Regions from separate parts of the Mus musculus genome. Here regions 1 and 3 are each linked to region 2. Evidence: chromatin contacts called from ENCODE Hi-C or POLR2A ChIA-PET data. All regions are on one chromosome and are shown on one strand. Each heading gives the region's core, a stretch centred on a gene start or an enhancer-like site at or near the end of the contact. The rest is flanking DNA. Distances are from core to core; before and after follow the strand shown.

Region 1 (4,031 bases), core at 208-2,707, 400 kb after region 2:
TCTCAAATGACTTTTTTTTTTTTTTCCCTGTTCTGAGGACCAGGCAGACACCCAGGGTCTCATGCAGGCAGTCTATTAACTAAGCTGCAGCCTTAACCCCTTCAATGAAATTGAAAACATTTTGTCATGTTGACTTCACATGACACGGCTATTTTTTTGCTTGTTTTCTTTCTTTTTTTTTTTTAAAGATTTATTTATTTATTATATGTAAATACACTGTAGCTGTCTTCAGACACACCAGAAGAGGGAGTCAGATCTTGTTACGGATGGTTGTGAGCCACCATGTGGTTGCTGGGATTTGAACTCTGGACCTTCGGAAGAGCAGTCAGGTGCTCTTACCCACTGAGCCATCTCACCAGCCGGTTTTCTTTCTTTCTTTGTTTATTTATTTATGGTTTTTCGAGACAGTGTTCCTCCTGTGTAGCACTGTCACTCTCTCTGTAGACCAAGCTGGGGTTAAAGGTGTGTGCCATCACAGCCGGCTAACAGAGCTGTACTTGAACATGCTTGTTTTCATTTTGTGTACCTACAATGCTGTACTCTGCCTTCTCCAGTTTCCTGATTAGAACGTCACAACGATCATGTTAGTGATATTGACCTATTACTACACGGTGCCACAAAGAACCCAAACATCACAGTACTGAGATTTATATTTTTCTGCTTTTGAGACGTATTTGGGGTGGGAGCAGATTTCTGGGAAAAGTGAATACCCTTCTCTGAGTACTGAATTGCTCTTAACGGAAGAATACACTTCGAGGTAACAGTTTACTGTAGTTTAACCCCACCACCTCCTTCTGAAGGAGCAGTAGATCTGGGGTCCTGTCCTATTAGAATTAGAAATGAGTTTCCCTAAGAATAGGATAAGGTTTAAAAATCGGTAATAATAAGAATATTGAAACAATATTTGGGTAGCACTGCCCAACCATTCTCTTATTTTTTCTTCAATAATCTAACATGGTATACTAAATTTTGCCAAAGTGACGAAAAACACCAAGCGTGGTTGCAACGATAGCTGAGTCTGATTTGATGGCTCCCCATCCTAGGTTTTTTCATATTCTACAGGACTACGACAAATCCGCGCAGTCCGAGGAGCTAGAAATTCTACATCATCGCCAGGACCAGTTCCCAGCCCACTTCCGCGTCCTCAGTTTACCTCTGCCGACCTCGGGATTCCCACAAGGCTGGCCTAGGGGTCTCCAGAGCGGCATGGCGAGGCCGTCATCGTCTCCAGCCAGACCAACGACCTGGCGGCCCGCACAACCCGACCTCTCCTTACCTGAGGCCAGAGGCCGCCAGGTATCCAAGGCCGCGCGCCGAGAAGGCGTGGCTCCGGGCCCCGAGTGACTTCCGTCGTGGCGTGATGACGACAGCGCGACAGACGTGCTGTGTCTGGTGGCTGCGGACGCTGGGGGCTGTTGGGTAGGGGTTCGGGGCTAGCGCTGGGCTGGCCCGTTTCCCGGTAAAGACTGTATCCAAACTGAAGGAGTCACTTTTTAATAGGGAACCTATATTGTTCATTTGCTAGCAACTGCTATTAAAGACCAATAAGATGGTAGGTCCCCAGGCCGGGAATTCCGGCCTGCCTATGGGCGGGGACTGCTGCGGCAAGCCACGCCCCGGCCTGGCCTGGACGCAGGTTCCGGGCAGGCTCTTGCCGGGTAGCGATCAGGAGACCTAAAATGCCAGGTCTTACCAAAATTTAGAAGTAGAAGCTGGGGTAGGGAGTGGTGACGCGCCGGAGATGTAGTACTATTGTGGAGCTGGGGAAGCGTTTCGGGAAGAGGTACTGGCTTGGGCCAACGGTTGCCATGGAAACGGGAAACACGCTTGCTTCCGCAGAGGCTTCACTGAGAGAGGGCTGTCTGTGGCTTTGTAGTCAAAGCCTCTGCAGCCTCAAAACTTGGAGCAGGCACATGTAGGAAGCTCAGCAGTTTTTATTTTCATCTATGTCTTAATACAGAGCAGTATGCGTTAAGGATATTAAAATACACAAGTTTTAAGGCACTTTTCACGACTGTGGTTATGACGATTTTAGAAAGTGGGAAAGAGTGTGAAAGAGAACGATCTCTTCTCTCCCACTGAAGATCAAATCCAGAGCCTTCCACATCGTGAGCTGTACCATTGAGTTAAGTCTCAGCCAGGAAACTTTTCTAGTGGAGTGCTGCAGAATTGAATAGAGTGTGCAATTAAGGATGCAAATGATCAAGTGTGCAATTAAGGATGCAAATGATCAGGATCTGGACTTGGGCAAGTCACGGGATCATTCGGTACTGTAAGTGTACTAGAAGTGCCAGGACACCAGACCGGGAGCAGCTCCTGGAGCAGTTCTCTCACTGTACCAAGTTGCAGAAGGAGCTTGAGGGTTTTAGAGTCAGCTGCTCCGAAGTCCGGTGTCTGAGAAATGACTTGTATCTGGTGAACTTGAACATGCTGCTTAATTGGAGCATTTTCTACGTGTAAATTGAGGATAGATTCTAAAGGTTTATTATGAGGATTATGGATTGAATTGAGATGGCTCAGCAGGTAAAAAGGCTGAGCCTGACATCCTGAGTTAAATCCCCGAGTCCCACATAATCGAAGTAGAGAACCGATTTCTGTAAATTGTCCTCTTGACCTCTACAAGTATTCTGTGGCATGTTTATGCGCGCGCGCACACACACACATACAAATATGAATCTCAATCTCTCTCTCTCTCTCTCTCTCTCTCTCTCTCTCTCTCTCTCTCTCTTGCTCTGTTTGTTTTTTTTCAAGACAGGGTTTCTCTGTGTAGCCCTGGCTGTCCTGGAACTCACTTTGTAGACCACGCTGGCCTCAGACTCAGAAATCTGCCTACCTCTGCCTCCCAAGTGCTGGGAGGTGTGCGCCACCATCGCCTGGCCAAATACGAATTTCAAAAGGATATATTTTAGAACACTATGTATACAGTGTTCTGCCTACATGTATGACTGCACACCAGAAGAGGGTACCAGACCTCATTATATATTGTTATGACCTACCATGTGGTTACTGGGAATTGAACGCAGGATCTCTGGAAGAGCAGCCAGTGCTCTTAACCTCTGAGCCATCTCTTCAGCCCCCATCAATACAAATTTTGAAATGGGATATTCATATATATATATATATATATATGTATATATATATATATATATATATATGTCAGTTTCATAGTATACTTGTTCATTTTCTATCTTGGTGAAGCATTCTGTGACTTTACAATCTTAGAACAGCTGATTGTGGACTTCTGGCAGCATGTTCAGGTTTCGGACAGTCACCCTCCTGTAAGAGGGAAGATTTGTCCTCTCCTTGTGTCTCACCTCTAGCAGTTAACCCACACTAGGAAAGATAAGAACCAGTTTCTTTCCGTATCAAAGCTTAATAGTAATTCTTGACTGAGCTTTGATCTCCAATAGAACAGTGTTGCAGGTGTTCTCTTTGGTTTTTAATGTGTCCCAGCCCTGAGCCCTGCCTCCCCTCTTCATTCCTAGGGCAAGGGACAAAGGGGACAAAACTGAGAGGAAAGGAGTGGGACCAAATATAGAGGGAAAGTCAGTAAAAATCACCAGCATACACTGATTCAAAGAAAAGTCCTCCCATTGTCCCCAAACCAGCCAGCTAATGAGGCTACCCTGAAGTGTGTGCCAGGAGTTTGTGGGAAAGAAACTAAAGTAAAACAGAATAATCTACAGCGCATGGGCAGTGTCTTGAACATGCATCACATGCCCACGTCTGGCTAGTCAGCATTACCTTCTGAAATGATGAATTCTGAACACCTACAGCCTAATAGCTAGCCAGAATACTGGCCTCCAAGATCAGCTCTGTCCTTACGGTAAAGCACATGAACTTGATAACCAGGTCCAGATCAGGAGGGAAGGTCTCGTCAAGACCCTTCTAGATCACTTTCTGGTTCATTCTAGACAATTCTTGCTTTATTCTAAGAGACTTTTATTTTTGAGATATGGTCACATTGTATCTCCCTGACTGCCTGGAACTCACTTTGTAGACCAGGCTGCCCTGGAACTCCCAGAGCCACA
Region 2 (4,127 bases), core at 663-3,162:
CACAAGTGGAAGCATCCTTAGTCTAAAACACACTTAATACAACACAGGGCACTAGGAACATCAGCTTGCCCTTGTGATCCTGTGGCTGAATGGGAAGATGCAGCAGCCCCTTCTGCGGGCCAGCATCCCCAAACTTATCACAGGGTGTATTTTAGCTTGAAAAACAAACAAACAAAAAAAAAAACAAAAAAACCGGGGCTGGCAACATGGCTCAGCGGTTAAGAGCACTGACTGCTCTTCCAAAGGTCCTGAGTTCAAATCCCAGCAACCACATGGTGGCTCACACCATGTGAGAGGGTGAGATCTGACACCCTCTTCTGGTGCATCTGAAGACAGCTACAGTGTACTAATGAATAATAATAAATAAATCTTAAAAAAAATTCAAAATCTGATGAAGTTCCCATCGAATGCAAAAGGCTTTCCCATGATTGCATTATAGAGCAGGATCAGGAAAAACAAAAAACAAACAAACAAACAAAAATAAGCAAGCAAGCCAAAGCCAAGCCAGCTGTCTGGAGACGGGGCTGTCTGTCCAGTGAAGTGTAGATTCCATTCTCTGTGGGTTGACTCTAGTTAAGCTGGACATGGCTATCCTCTCTAGCATCCACTTCTAGAAGAGGCCAGCTTGGGTTCAGGGGAAAACCCACTCTAAGGTTTAGGTGCCAGAACCAACTCTATTGAGGAAAATCGTCTTTCCACACAAGGGTCTGAAGTGGAACTCCAGAGTGGCAGGCGATGGGGAAACGTTTAAAATAGAACAGGCCCTGACAATGGCGGTAGGGGGAGGTCTTTCATAGCTCACCCTTGCCATATGGGTAACTTGTCAGATCACTAAAAACCAGAGACTAGCCGGGCAGTGGTGGTGCACGCCTTTAATCCCAGCACTTGGGAGGCAGAGGCAGGCGGTTCGAGGCCAGCCTGGTCTACAGAGTGAGTTCAAGGACAGCCAGGGCTACACAGAGAAACCTTGTCTCGAAAAAACCAAACAACAAAAAACAAAAAAAGCCAGAGACTGGTAAATTGCTTAATACCTTCTTGCAGAATTTAATATGTACGTGCATTACCCTGTATTTCCCACTTGATGCTCCCAAACCATCCTTGGAAAAACAAAAGCAAAATGCCTTCGCTGAAACCGTTTAATTTCCAGACGTTCAATTATCAAGAGATACTTCAAAATGAAGGCACGGGAGCCCGAGGCAGGGGAATCAACGCGATTTTCAGGCTGGTCTAACAAATGAGATCCTGCTTTTTTTTTTTTTTTTAAAGCAAAAACCACAAAACCTAAATAATTTCCATTCCAATTCCGGGCAGCATCCACCGCCTGGGCCTCGTCCAATTAATACCTTCTTGGCTTCTCTGCGGACCCAAAGAGACGACCCACGGCGAGGGTTGTGGACCGAGTGCAAGCGCCCTTGGTTGCATGTAAGAAACTCCGCCAAGCATTCCCGGAGGCATCAGCTGGCGCAAATACTCCCGCAGCCCACCGAATCCCGTTGGCTTGGGGACTTCAAGAGGACAAGAAGGAAGCAGGCTATGCCAGGGGAGCGGCAGCGGCTCGATAGCTGCAAGGCAAGCCGCCGCCTCACGTGACAGCGAAGAGGAAGTAGGCACGCCCAAAAGCCTGCCGGGAGCGAACCCAAGCCAGGGGGCGGAGGGAGCGAAAAGAATAACAGGAAATGACTTAAGACGCACGTGCTTCGGAGAGGGGTTGGAGCTGGGGCTTCGAGAGGCCGGGCTACCGCCGTACGCCTGCGTAGTTGCGGCGGGCCGAGCTGCCGAGTCACCGAGGTGGGAGGAGCGTGAACGGTGGGCAGGGCGCGAGCCGAGGTTGCGCAGGCGCAGTACAACTCTAGAGGCGCGGGCCACCCTATCGGTGGGGTTTGGATCCGGGTCAGACAGACGCGGCGGACGCGGAGAGACGCTCGGAGCCGACGGGGCCGGATTCCCGGGAGCGCCCCAGCTGCGAGGAGGTGAGTGGCCGGACGGGACGAGGAGGGCCGGGGACGTCGTGTCCGCCAGGCCTCCCACCCGCGGGAGGCGGAGTCCGGCCCTCCCGTCTGGTCGCGGCGTTTCCCTGCGCCGACTGCCCGGCCCGGCCCTCGGCTGCCGCGGCCTGGAGTGCCAAGTTGCGCGGCCTTCGCTTCCCGCCTTCCTGCGTTCCCGCGGTGTCCGGGCCGCGCCGGCCACAGCTTCCCCTTTCGCTCTCCTTGCCGCCCTTTGCCCCTTCCCGCCTTTTCCCGCCCTGCGAGTCGCACTCCTCTCCGCTTGCGTCCTGCGGCTTCTGCGCCGCAGCTTCACTCCTGCCTCCTCTCGGAGTCCGTGGTTGGCCGGGGCGGACAGGGTAAAAGCCGAGACAGCTCCCCGCTTGGGTGTCCCCGGGTTCTGACCTTTTCCCAGCCGACTCCGCTTAACCGTGATAGGCAGAAAGGAACGAACGTGTCGCTTTGCCTGTAGTCCTGTGATTTTGAGGGGTTGAGTGGGTGTGCCCAGAGAGGTGTGGATGTGTTCTCGTCCTAGGGACAGATTGATTCTATCCGGGCCGTTCTGGATAGGGTTGGTTAGTTTGTTGTTGTTGTTTTTCCTTTTCGGGACTCTGTAACTTTGAGAGGTTTGGGGAGATTTCTCCGCTTTAACTTTGTGAGGACGCGTGCAGATCTCATTTTCGTGCTGCTGAAAATGAGAAGTTCGACCGGAAACTTAAGGAGAGCTTAGTTTAAAGCTTCAGAGGTGTAAGCAAGACACTGCACACGGTATTGGTGGAAAGAAACTGGGATGTGATTTGACTTAAAACCACGAAAAGTAACTTCTTATGGGCCTTTTGCAAGTCTGAGGTCTTTGGGCATTCTTTGGAAGTAAGAGCAGTGAAGGGGTAATAGGAGAATTTCCCACAATGTAATGTAAATGAAGATAGGCAATCCACTCACCTGTTGTATAAAGCTGTTGGGTTGATGCTTCCATAATGGAAAGCTAGGAACTGGGAGGAGCATAACAACCCATTTGTAATTGCAAGCATGCTCTGATCTAGCCCCCTAGGTTAAGCCTAGGATACTCTTGCTCTGGCTTAAAGTAATTGAAGAAAAACATGAGCAGTCACAGTGGTGGACGTTTGAAAACAAGTTAGGCGATACTTTATTCTCAGAGTTTTTGGTTTGCAGCCAGATTTTTATTTTGGGCTGTTGGGGTTTTTAATGATATATCTGGGAGTGTCTCAACAAGAATGCTAAGTTTGTATTAACATCTAGGGTGGTCACCTGCCATACTATTAAGTCAGCACTGTGTAATTAGAAGTTGTGAGGCTTAGCTGGGAGGCTTCCTAGCCAAGTGTGAGTCCTGGAGGGTAGGAGTGAGATGCCCTCCCTACTGAAATGGGGTTCCTGGGACCCCTGTATTCAGTTCAGCCTCTGTTGTGGCATCCAAGGTAGAACTAGGAATCCTAGAAGTACTTGTGAAAGGAGTGGATCTCTGCCTGTGATGTTTACCAGTGTCCATGTGGCTTGGAGTGTACTTAAATGTTGACTGATTGCCACACAAGTCAGATTGAGAGAACTACTATAAACCTCACTATTAATTTTTTTTACTTGTATTATGTGTATGAGAGTGTTTTATATGAAGGGCAGAGTGCAACTTGGGAAGTTGTTTCCTCCTGTTACTCAAGTTCTAGGAAACAAGCTCAGGTGCTCAGGCTTAGTAGCCATTCACCCTTACTCTTTGAGCCATCTTTTCAGTCCTTACAAATTCAGCTTTCATGGAGTTGTGGTAGCAAAAAGAAATTGTTTACAGCCTGTGATAGATCTTTGGAGATGTGGGAGCTCCAGACACACCAGAACTTAACCTCTGCTTAGTATATAGAATATTGTGTGTTTGGAGGACTCCTACTCCTGTGAAGAATTAGATGAGTGAAACTTAGTCATGTGGATGAGGTTTCCTTGTGTTTGACCTGGTTAAATAAACCACGTGGGCTTGTTGTCTTCTGATATTGAAGTGAAACCTAGCTAAATTCTTTTTTTTTTTTTTTTTTTCTCTTCAAGACAGGGTTTCTCTGTGTAGCCCTGGCTGTCCTGGAACTCACTCTGTAGACCAGGTTGGCCTGAACTCAGAAATCCGCCTGCCTCTGCCTCCCAAGTGCT
Region 3 (3,688 bases), core at 18-2,517, 330 kb after region 2:
CCCAGCACCCACATGGAGCATCACAACTATCTGTAACTCCAGTCCTACAAGATCCAACACCATCTCTGACCTCTGAGAGCACACTTGGACCACCTACATACACGCAAGCAAAGCAAAACACTCATAAACAAAACAATAAAATAACTCAATAAATAAATAAAAGTAGGTGCTAGAGAAGGGGGTCAGCAGTTAAGAGAACTTGGGGCTCATCCAGAGAAGTCACTTCGGGTTGTTGCAACCTCCTGTAACACCTTCTTCTGGCCTCTGAGGGTGCCACAGATAACACAGCATACACTTACACGGAGACACACATGAATCAAATAAATCTCTAAGGTCAAAAGAGGTGAAACAAGGATGTTATGGGACAAGCGGAGGCTGACCAGTCTATCAAGAGGAAGTCAGGAGGTTGAATTTGAATCGGAAGGACAGTGATTCCCCAAGCGGGTGTAAGAAGCAAGATAAGCCAGAAGGGCAAAGAGGCAGGGGCAGAACCTAGAGTCAAGGAGAGGCACAGAGTAGAAAGGGAAAGAAATCTCAACGACACAAAATGACAAGAGCGGGGAGGTCCAGAAGGCCCTTGAGTCAGAGTTAAGAAACTCTCTCTTCAGCCGGGCAGTGGTGGCGCACGCCTTTAATCCCACACTCGGGAGGCAGAGGCAGGGGGATCTCCAGCCTGGTCTACAGAGTGAGTTCCAGGACAGCCAGGGCTACACAGAGAAACCTTGTCTCAAAAAAACAAAACAAAACAAAACAAACAAACAAACAAACAAAACAATCCAACAAACAAACAAAAAAAAACAAGGTTAAGAAACTCTTCCTTCAGCAGCCCATTCCATCCTTATTTATGGAAGTCCTTGTTTTCTGACTCCTTTGAGAAGCACACATGCATGCAGGAGGCCACGGAGGCCAGAAGAGGGCACCAAGCTTCCCTAGAACTGGTGTAATAGACAATTGTGAGCTATCATGAGGGTTGGATCCGAACCACCATCCTCTGAAAGACCAGCAAGTGCTCTTAACTACTGAGTAATCTCTCCAGCCCTCTGTTGAGGTTTGATCTGTTGCTGTGTATCACAAAGTTAAATTCTGAACCCGAAGGTCCAGGCCTATGAGTGAGTGAGTTCTCCTGGTTACCAGCTTTTGTTGTGCAAACCTTGTTCCTTAAAACTATTGGCTAAGTAAAAATGGCTACAGCCAATTACTGGAGAGATTATAGGTAGGTGGATTTTGAGTTACCTGGCTGAGGGTGGAGACTTGAGAGGGAGAGAAGAGAGACCATGAGGGGAGAGAGAGAAGGCGCCATGAGAGGAGGGGACCCAGGAGAAACAGCAGGTATCTGGGGAACCCCCCGCTGGGGAGGTAGCCAGGCCAGCAGAAAAGCAGATTAGGGGTGACCCCCAGTAATTGTCAAAGCCGAATAAAATAACCATATTCTAAGTCTCATTTATGTGTGAGTTAGTTGGGGATAAGCTTACGTTAGTTGTACTACAGTCTTCCAAAATGTCTTTATAAAATCCTGACTCAGCTTCATAAATAATAGTAATAAAACCAGGTTTAAAATGCAGAGATTTGAGGATTTAGCTGGGTAGTAGAGTCTGGCAAGTGTAAGAGCTCGGGTTCGGTCTCCAGCACTAAAGGGAAGAGAGGGAGGGAGGGTGGATTAAAAGAAAGCTTCACCTGATCCAGAAAGGATAAAATAGTAACTTGAAATTCTGGTAAACCGAGGACCAGAGAAAGGTCTCAGTGGCTAAGAGTACTTGCTCTTCTGGCCGATGACCCAAGTTCAGTTCCCAGCACCTGCATGGTGGCCTACAGCTATCAACAACTCCAGTTCCAGCAGATCCAGAGCCCTCTTCCAGCCTCTACACACACACACACACACACACACACACACACACACACACACACAGAGCGCACTTGCACCCATGCAGGAAAAACACTCATACACAAAATAAAAAGCCAATTAGTAATTACAAATGGATACTTCAATTTGTAATTACTACGCAACTGGAAAATGTAGAGGCTGAGGAAGGGGTGGAAATATTTCTTTAACACTGTGTACTTAAAATAAGGAATGATACCCAGCATGCTGCGTGCTTGGAAACTGTAGCACGTGTGGACTGCAGCATGAGGATTTTTTTTTTAAGATTTATTTATTTTATGCATGTGAGTACACTGTAGCTGTACTGATGGTTGTGAGCCATCATGTGGTTTCTAGGAACGAAGATTGCTTGCTTTGCTTGGCCCCAGTCGCTCTGGCCCTGCTTCACTCCAGCCCAAAGATTTATCATAATAAATAAGTATGCCGGGCAGTGGTGGCGCACGCCTTTGAACCCAGTACTTGGGAGGCAGAGGCGGGCAGATTTCTGAGTTCGAGGCCAGCCTGGTCTACAGAGTGAGTTCCAGGACAACCAGAGCTACAGGGGAGGGGGGGGGGAGAGAAGAAGAGGATATAGCCTAGTTGACAGATAACTTGCCACAAATGCATGAGGCCCTGGACTTTGTCCCCAGCACCATCTAAACTAGATACGGAGACCCGCGTCTATAATCCCAGTTTATAAGGTGTGATTATATCCTCAGCCACATATCAAGGTCAAGGCCAACCTGTGCTACATGAGACCTTGCATCAAAAGAGAGAAGGGAGGGGGAAAGTAGAGGGACAAAAAAAGAAAAGGAGTCAGGAAGGCTCATGGGGTAGAAGTGCTTGCTGCCAAGCCTGATAACCTGGATTTGATCCTTCCTACAAGTCTTTCTCCGACTTCTAAGTGTACCCCCAATGTCACTCCTTACAAATAAACACATGATGTAAAAAAGATGTTTTTAAAAGACCACACAACCGACGCTGATGAATAAGGGGTTTGATTATGCTAATGAAGCCCGAAACTGCCAAGGGCCGGGTACGTGTCATAACTACATTTGAACAGCAGCTTTCCTCAAGCCACTTCCCCCACCCAGTGGACAGTCTGTCCCTGATGTCATAAGCTGCCCATTGTGACCACCTGTTCTGTCCTTTGACAACACAGGGTATCTTAGCGTCAAAGCATCATTATAACCTGCTAACTTCACCTCCTTGGAAGCTACTGTTTCGGGCTCTTGTACCTGCCTGAGTTAACGTCTCTGGTGGCTGTTTTCTGGCTTTCTCTGCATAGCGATTGCTGACAGAACGTGAGTGAGAATTTCACTCCAGAGACCCAAGAGCCAAAGCCTGGCAGAAGACAGCACAATCTTTCACAGGAAGAGGCTTTTCCTTTCGAGGTGTACCACGTACACTTTGGGCAGCAGGACACTTGGCTTCAAGTCAACTCCCGGATGGAGCCAGAATCCATAGAAATTTGTCCTTATAACCCTCACCACCGAATCCCGCTCAGCAGGTTCCAGTACCACCTGGCGTCATGCAGGAAGAAGAACCCCAAGAAAGCCAAAAAGATGGCCAGCTGTAAATACAACGCCTGCCACGTGGTTCCCATCAGAAAGCTGGCTGAACATGAAGCTACCTGTGTCAACAGGAGCTCCGTGGAGGAAGAGGACACATTAGGCCCTCTGCAAGTCAGCCTCCCACAGCCGCAGAACCAGGACACACTACAGGTTCGTTGGCTTTCCAACCCTGACATTTGGAATGTTGACGGCGCCAACTGTCACCCAATGTTCGTCCTTAAGAGTTTTGTTCCCCAAAAACTTGTTTGTGAAAGTG

What was found. Hi-C counts contacts between places; a loop is a spot of excess contacts on that map. ChIA-PET counts read pairs that join two places held with the same protein, here RNA polymerase II (POLR2A).
Region 1: a loop to region 2 is called in a map of v-Abl transformed pro-B cells, with 2.5 times the contacts of the local background. The contact joins the promoter of Ift52 here to the promoter of Oser1 in region 2. A Hi-C loop is called at or near these places in 1 of 37 maps with a recorded cell type or tissue (v-Abl transformed pro-B cells). POLR2A ChIA-PET finds 5 or more read pairs at or near these places in 1 of 5 experiments (Patski).
Region 3: a map of CH12.LX shows a loop between it and region 2 (2.9-fold over the local background). The contact joins the promoter of Gtsf1l here to the promoter of Oser1 in region 2. A Hi-C loop is called at or near these places in 2 of 37 maps with a recorded cell type or tissue (CH12.LX and Patski). POLR2A ChIA-PET finds 5 or more read pairs at or near these places in 2 of 5 experiments (both embryonic stem cell).

What each region holds. Positions count from the first base shown.
Region 1 is chr2:163,014,779-163,018,809 of GRCm38, reverse strand. Ift52 (intraflagellar transport 52) reads right to left here and starts at 1,457. Exons shown (of 13, transcript NM_172150.5): 1 at 1,277-1,457.
Region 2 is chr2:163,417,255-163,421,381 of GRCm38, reverse strand. Oser1 (oxidative stress responsive serine rich 1) reads left to right here and starts at 1,912. Exons shown (of 4, transcript NM_025699.2): 1 at 1,912-1,970. 2900093K20Rik (RIKEN cDNA 2900093K20 gene) reads right to left here and starts at 1,611. Exons shown (of 1, transcript NR_151490.1): 1 at 1,021-1,611.
Region 3 is chr2:163,087,180-163,090,867 of GRCm38, reverse strand. Gtsf1l (gametocyte specific factor 1-like) reads left to right here and starts at 1,267. Exons shown (of 2, transcript NM_026630.2): 1 at 1,267-1,329; 2 at 3,021-3,688. The coding sequence starts at 3,307.